Linked DNA regions of Homo sapiens: region 1 is linked to region 2. Evidence: chromatin loops called from intact Hi-C (ENCODE). Cell type or tissue: chondrocyte. All regions are shown on one strand. Links, peaks and the distances in the headings refer to the core of each region. The heading gives the core; the rest is flanking DNA. Region 1 has its middle 61 kb from the start of SNORA107. Region 2 has its middle 17 kb from the start of SLITRK6.

What was found. Peaks named below come from ENCODE experiments on the same cell type or tissue, not always from the same donor. Only the 100,000 strongest peaks of a DNase experiment are listed, where the experiment ranks them.
Region 1: a loop joins it to region 2, with 4 times the contacts of the local background. A loop is called at or near these places in 12 of 110 quality-filtered maps.

What each region holds. Positions count from the first base shown.
Region 1 is chr13:84,843,307-84,846,246 of GRCh38, forward strand. No RefSeq gene overlaps it. Among named protein-coding and RNA genes, the nearest start is that of SNORA107, 61 kb to the left of the region's middle. In chondrocyte, for the core only: CTCF peaks have their summits at 1,372 and 1,579; no DNase peak of the experiment used is centred there.
Region 2 is chr13:85,815,390-85,818,329 of GRCh38, forward strand. No RefSeq gene overlaps it. Among named protein-coding and RNA genes, the nearest start is that of SLITRK6, 17 kb to the left of the region's middle. In chondrocyte, for the core only: CTCF peaks have their summits at 1,235 (motif pointing left) and 1,454; no DNase peak of the experiment used is centred there.

The sequences.
Region 1 (2,940 bases), core at 311-2,810, 970 kb before region 2:
GGTTGGGGTATTTTAAATTCACCTTCCCTATCCCCTAGTAATATTTAGCATTCCCCTAGAGAATGTGAATTCATTCATCCTGAAATATCCATTGATGACAACATCATTATTGATTTTACCTGTATTGGGATGATATGGCAATTATGTAAAGGCATAATCTGTTTAGGTATCTATGTTAGAGACATTTGGCATAAAGAAAATTTTACATTTTGCAAATAGCTTAGTCATTCATTCAATCACACAACTATATATTTACTGTGAGGTTATTATGACTCAGAACTATGGTGGCTGGTAGCAACGATTACACTTAATGACTGCTATCCTCTTTTTAATTTCAGTGGTGTCTCTTTTGCTTTTATATTTTAGTGAGGTATAGTGTTAATAATTACTTGTGAGTTTTTATGTTCAGATTATTTGCAAGCTGCTCATAAACCTTTCATATAAACTGCCTTTTGCATTATTAGCAAAGCACAGAAATAGCTCACATGTTTAAAAATTTAAATCATTGAAAAAGAATTTTTTACTGTCTTCACAAATGTAAAATAAAAGACTATATGGTAAATTTCCATTTTAACTTCATATGCTTTATTTGAATTTTAGATATTTTGAAAAGTTAATATGAAATATGAATATGATTCGCAAGGCACAAGTGGTTCTCTTTCCAGATCCAGTGTCTGATAATACTTGGTAGGTTTTGATTCCCTAGACATATCCTAAAATTTTCCTTAGTTTTATTTTTACTTTTGCAATTTATGCAAACTGAAATGTATACTTGGATGAAAATATCCCAAGCATGTTATAAAATGAGCTCAAATTCTTTCATTCTCATGAAAACTTAATAGATTATTACAGTTGATATTGTACTTAGTAGAATTATTTGACATCTGTTTACATAAATTACATTCTCTGCAAAATTTTCAGTGTGCTGAGGGAGATAACTACTTTTTTACATGGTTTTCCCTCCTCAAATGTACACATATTAATTTGATTAAAATAGACCAATTAAATGAATGGAAAATAAACTTTCCTCCTAATTTTTTGGGAATAAACTATTTCAAACTTAGTCGTCAATCAAGTATGAGAAACTGGTGCATGCTGACTTAGTTATAAATTTGCTTATTTTATTGATACCATATAGCATTTAACTTTATGTTCTCACTGAATTTTAATCCTATTAAAATTCTCCTGGCAGTTCTATTCAGAGAGAAAAGTTAGAATTTCTACAAAACTTAAAATTATTTATAGATGAGTATCTCAATATATTTTTGTTGAGATATATCTAGGAGGATAGTTTATGTTTAGTTGTTGAAATACATCAATATTGAGCTCTTGGTGTGTCTCAACCAAATAGCCACATAGGGGAGCTCTAACCCAGCAAAAGAATAAATCACCTGCTAAACAGGATACCAAAACAATATTTTTTTCTTTTCAAAATGAAATCCAAAGAGAGTTTTAGCCATTTTTACATTATTCCAATTATATTCTTTACATGCCTCTCAGAAATGTTTACCTGAAAATTACGTGTCACATTCAAAATGATTTACAGCAAAAGCCTTTTTCCCCCTGCTAACCTGTGTCTATTCTACATTAGCATGAAATTGCATTGCAATAGCTAGAGATTTTAGTTCAAAGCAATTATACTCAATAAAATGACTATGAATTTAGTTTGCCTGCAGTAACTGATGAATGGAAGTGTTCATTGACTGTATAAAGATAAAAATATGGCTGAGCCCAGTGGCTCATGTCTGTAATCCCAGCACTTTGTGAAGCCGAGGTGGGTGCATCACCTCTGGTCAGGAGTTTGAGACCAGACTGGCCAAAGTGGTGAAAGCCCATCTCTACTAAAAATACACACACAAAAAAAATTAGCCGTGCATGGTGGTGCATGCCTGAATCCCAGCTCCTTGGGCAGGAGGCAGGAGAATCACTTGAACCTGGGAGGCGGAAGTTGCAGTGAGGAGAGGTTGTGCTACTGCACCTCATCCTGGGAACCTGGGCAACAGAGTGAGTGAGATGCCGTCTCAGGAAAAAAAAAAAGTGGGGGGGGAGATGAAAGTATCAGAGCAAATCTTTAATAATGTATAGTTAATTCATGGTAAAAATGACTATTTTTAACTCTCTGTCCTATATTGAGTACATATTTCAACACTTTCTGCCTGTGTGGTAATTTTAACTGAACTAGAACATTTGTTTTGTGTTTTATATTATGCAGTTTAAGAATCCTGAATCCAAAAATCTGAAACCCAAAATGTTCCAAAATTCAAAACTTTTCAAATACCAACATGATGTTCAAATAAAATGCTCATTGAAACATTTCAGAGTTCAGATTTTGGAATAAAGGATGCTCAACCAGCATGTATAATACAAATATTGTAAAATCAAAAAAAAATTGAAATCTAAAACACTTGAAAACCATTTGGAAAAAGGAGACTCAACCTGTAAAATGAAACACAATGTAAAATAAAATATCATTAAATGCTTTTAAAAAAATGATTGAAAGTCATCACTTAATAGTACATAATTCTTAATAGTTTGATTTTTTAGTTTTAACTAAATTTATTTCATAAATATTTCCAAATGATTTTAACAAAGAGAAGAAAAAACATGCTTTTGGGGGATTACTTTCAGAATAGGAGCATGAGAAACTACACAGAACCTCTCCCAAGAAAATCAACTATGAATGGCAAAAGCTAGTAAAAATACATTTGTATAAACAATTTAGCTTTTAAAGACTCTGCAAATTGTCCTAAGAGCATGCAGCAAATGAAGAAGCAATAAATCTTATTAAGAACAGTGAAAGTCTATGTCACTCGGGCTCCAGCCTATCCCTTCTAGATCAGAGGACTGAAACTCTGCTTGGATTGAGTGTGGCTAAGAAAACAGGGCTTATTCTCTTTGTCTCAGCTCCTGGTCAATGGTTATAGTATATGAATGGAAAGG
Region 2 (2,940 bases), core at 111-2,610:
ACAGTTTCACATAATAAAGCTTAGTGAAAACATACCTTACATTATACAGCAGTATAAAATGAATCAGAAAATGAGGTGACATAATTTAACAAGAGCTAAATTTAATTATCCTGCATAGAATAATGTTGGATTGAAATGGAAGATATAGCAATCATCGAATGCTATGAACCCCAAAGAAATCCACAGTTTCTCCTAATTTCAATACAATTAAATTCAATCTTATACTTTCATTCGAAGTTATTAAATAACAGTCTTCCAAGATTATACCTACTTTGTATCAATGTTGTCTTATTCCCCACATTTTATTTCTTTAATCTCATTTAAAAAATATTATATAATTGAGATGGCCTGTGTTCTGATGACATTAACATTTTAAAATAAATAATCAGTTCTTATAATAAAATCAAAAACACGAAAAGGACATTTTATATTACAAGTAAGATTAGGATGATTATCATGTACCAGACAAAATTTAATTGCATGTTTAATGTTATAAATTATGTCATGTATTTTACTCTAGAACACAAAGTATTACAAAGTATGTGTATATCAACATTATTTTATATAATTTAGTTGTATATGATTTATAATTGAAGATTTATATATTTTTATGCATTCACTATTTCTTGAATTCTAAAAATAGTAATCATATCAAGAATATTAATAAATGTATATTGACCATCTTTAATGGAAAATTACTTTGGTAAACACTACATATATATATAGAGAGAGAGAGAGAGAGAGAGAGAGTCTTTACAACAACCCTTTAAATGATATATTATTATGATCCTTACTTTACAGGTAAAAAGAGTGAAAATTAGAAAAGAAAAATAACTTGCTGAGGGCCACACAACTAGTAAATAACAGAACAGAGGCATCCATTCAGGTCTGGCTGAGTGTAAAAGATCATGCTTTACTGCCCTAGTCAGTTTTAATGAAACATAAAATGCATTAGTTTTGAGTTACTTGACATTTAAAAGTTAGACGTTAAGTAAAATATCAAGTGATATATTAGCATAATGTAAATCCATTAATTTTCAAATTTAAAAACACTATTGGTTGTGGGTTGTTAAACATATCTCAAGAGAAAAATATCTTCATAAAATATGTGTAAGAAAGGTGTTTTTTTTCAAGAAAAGCAAGTTCAAAATCAAATGTCTAACTGGCTATAAATCATTCTGCAAAAGATGTGCATGGTAAAATTGTAATTTATAGTTCAATATCTCCCTCTGCTGTTGGCAAATACTAGTGAAAATCATTTAAGCATGTGCCTATATAAATGATATAATACTTTCATTCTTTTAAAACACTAAACCTCATTAAAATGTTTATAATCTTTTTCTCTGTCTTTGGAAATTGTGAATCCTAGATTATATTTAAGAAAACATTTTATTATTTTGAAATGTATACAAAACTGTTAAAAGTTAATTTATGGTGAATAATTTATATAATAAATTTACCCTTCCAAAATCAGTCTATTTCATAAAGCTGTTTCAGGTCAATACATGGCCTATTAATTGTCACTGGAATGCTAACACTTTTTTCTATTATATGATTGAAAATTATTTAAAAATTACTTTAAATTTCATAGGTTTTCAGGATAGGATAAACTATGACTAAATATATCTTTTTTCAATATCTTTATTAGTAAATTTACAGCTCTAAATTTAGTATTGAATACTATTTCATAATAACAAATAATACAAACCACAAATACAAAAAGTCACATCATAAATGATTTAAATAAAACATTATATTAGCAACATTTTGTTCCCAAGGTAAAAGCAGAGCATAGACACTCAAAGGAATATATCATTATTTTGTATTTGCAAAGAATCTTTTGTGTTTTTAATAAGGTATTTACTAAAATTATATTTATTGTAGTAACATTATGTAGGTATCAATTAATCTTCTCTACGGTTTATGATAATTAAGAGAAAATAGAAACTTAATGAATAAAATATTTGGAAAATTATGTGTTTTTAATCACAGGAAACAAAGAAAATTAAGGTTAAATTAATATGTGGAAATCCAGGAAAAGTCATAAAGTGCTTTGCAATCCAGTAAAGTTAATTTAGCAATGGAATTAACTTATTATTTATATGAATATCAAGTTTAATGATTTACACAATGAAAGCTTAAACTTTTATTGTTGGCTCCCCGTTTTTATTTCTACTTTTTTTAAACCTCATATGGATTGCAATGAATTTTTATAATTCAGTTTATCTTAGCTTCATACAATAAAAATGAATCTCTGGCTTGCACATACTCCAATGCGGTTGTTTCTGGCCACTAATCTCTTGTGTGACTTTGCTCCAAGCAGTAATTAGAGTCATGCCTCTTTACATTTGTGGTGCTCACAGCTTCTAGGGCTGTTAAGTTATTCTAGTTATGGAGACAGAGAAAACGAGAGAGAGAGACTGAAGAATTGACAAACCGTTCTAGGGCTAGACCTAGAAGTGATGTATGTCATGTCCACTTCATTATATTGGAGCTCTGAATTAACTGGATATTGGTACAAACTAGAAGTTACCACTAGTATCATTTCTTCATTGTATTTGTCTCTGTCTGCAATTTGTTTTGAAATTACAGTGGTGTTAGTATTTTATATTTTTCTTAATTTATGAGCAAGATGTAGGTTTTCTTTTGATAAAATGTGAAATGTTCCCATTTCACCTAAAACTGAAAAAGAATATGATTAAATAGAAGCCCCTTCCAGAAAAGAAAAGCTTATGGAAAGCCTCACCTTTGATGTGAAGAAGTAAGAGAAAGAGGAAGAAAAGGATAAAACAAATATGTTAGAAAGATCACAGACTTCTGCTCCCTTCTCAACCCATTTCTTAAACTTGAAGAGGATGATAGTAAATTCCAAATAAGTCCAAATAAAGTAATAATACAGAAAGTACCAGAAACACTGTTCTCCTGATGTGATCTGGTAGA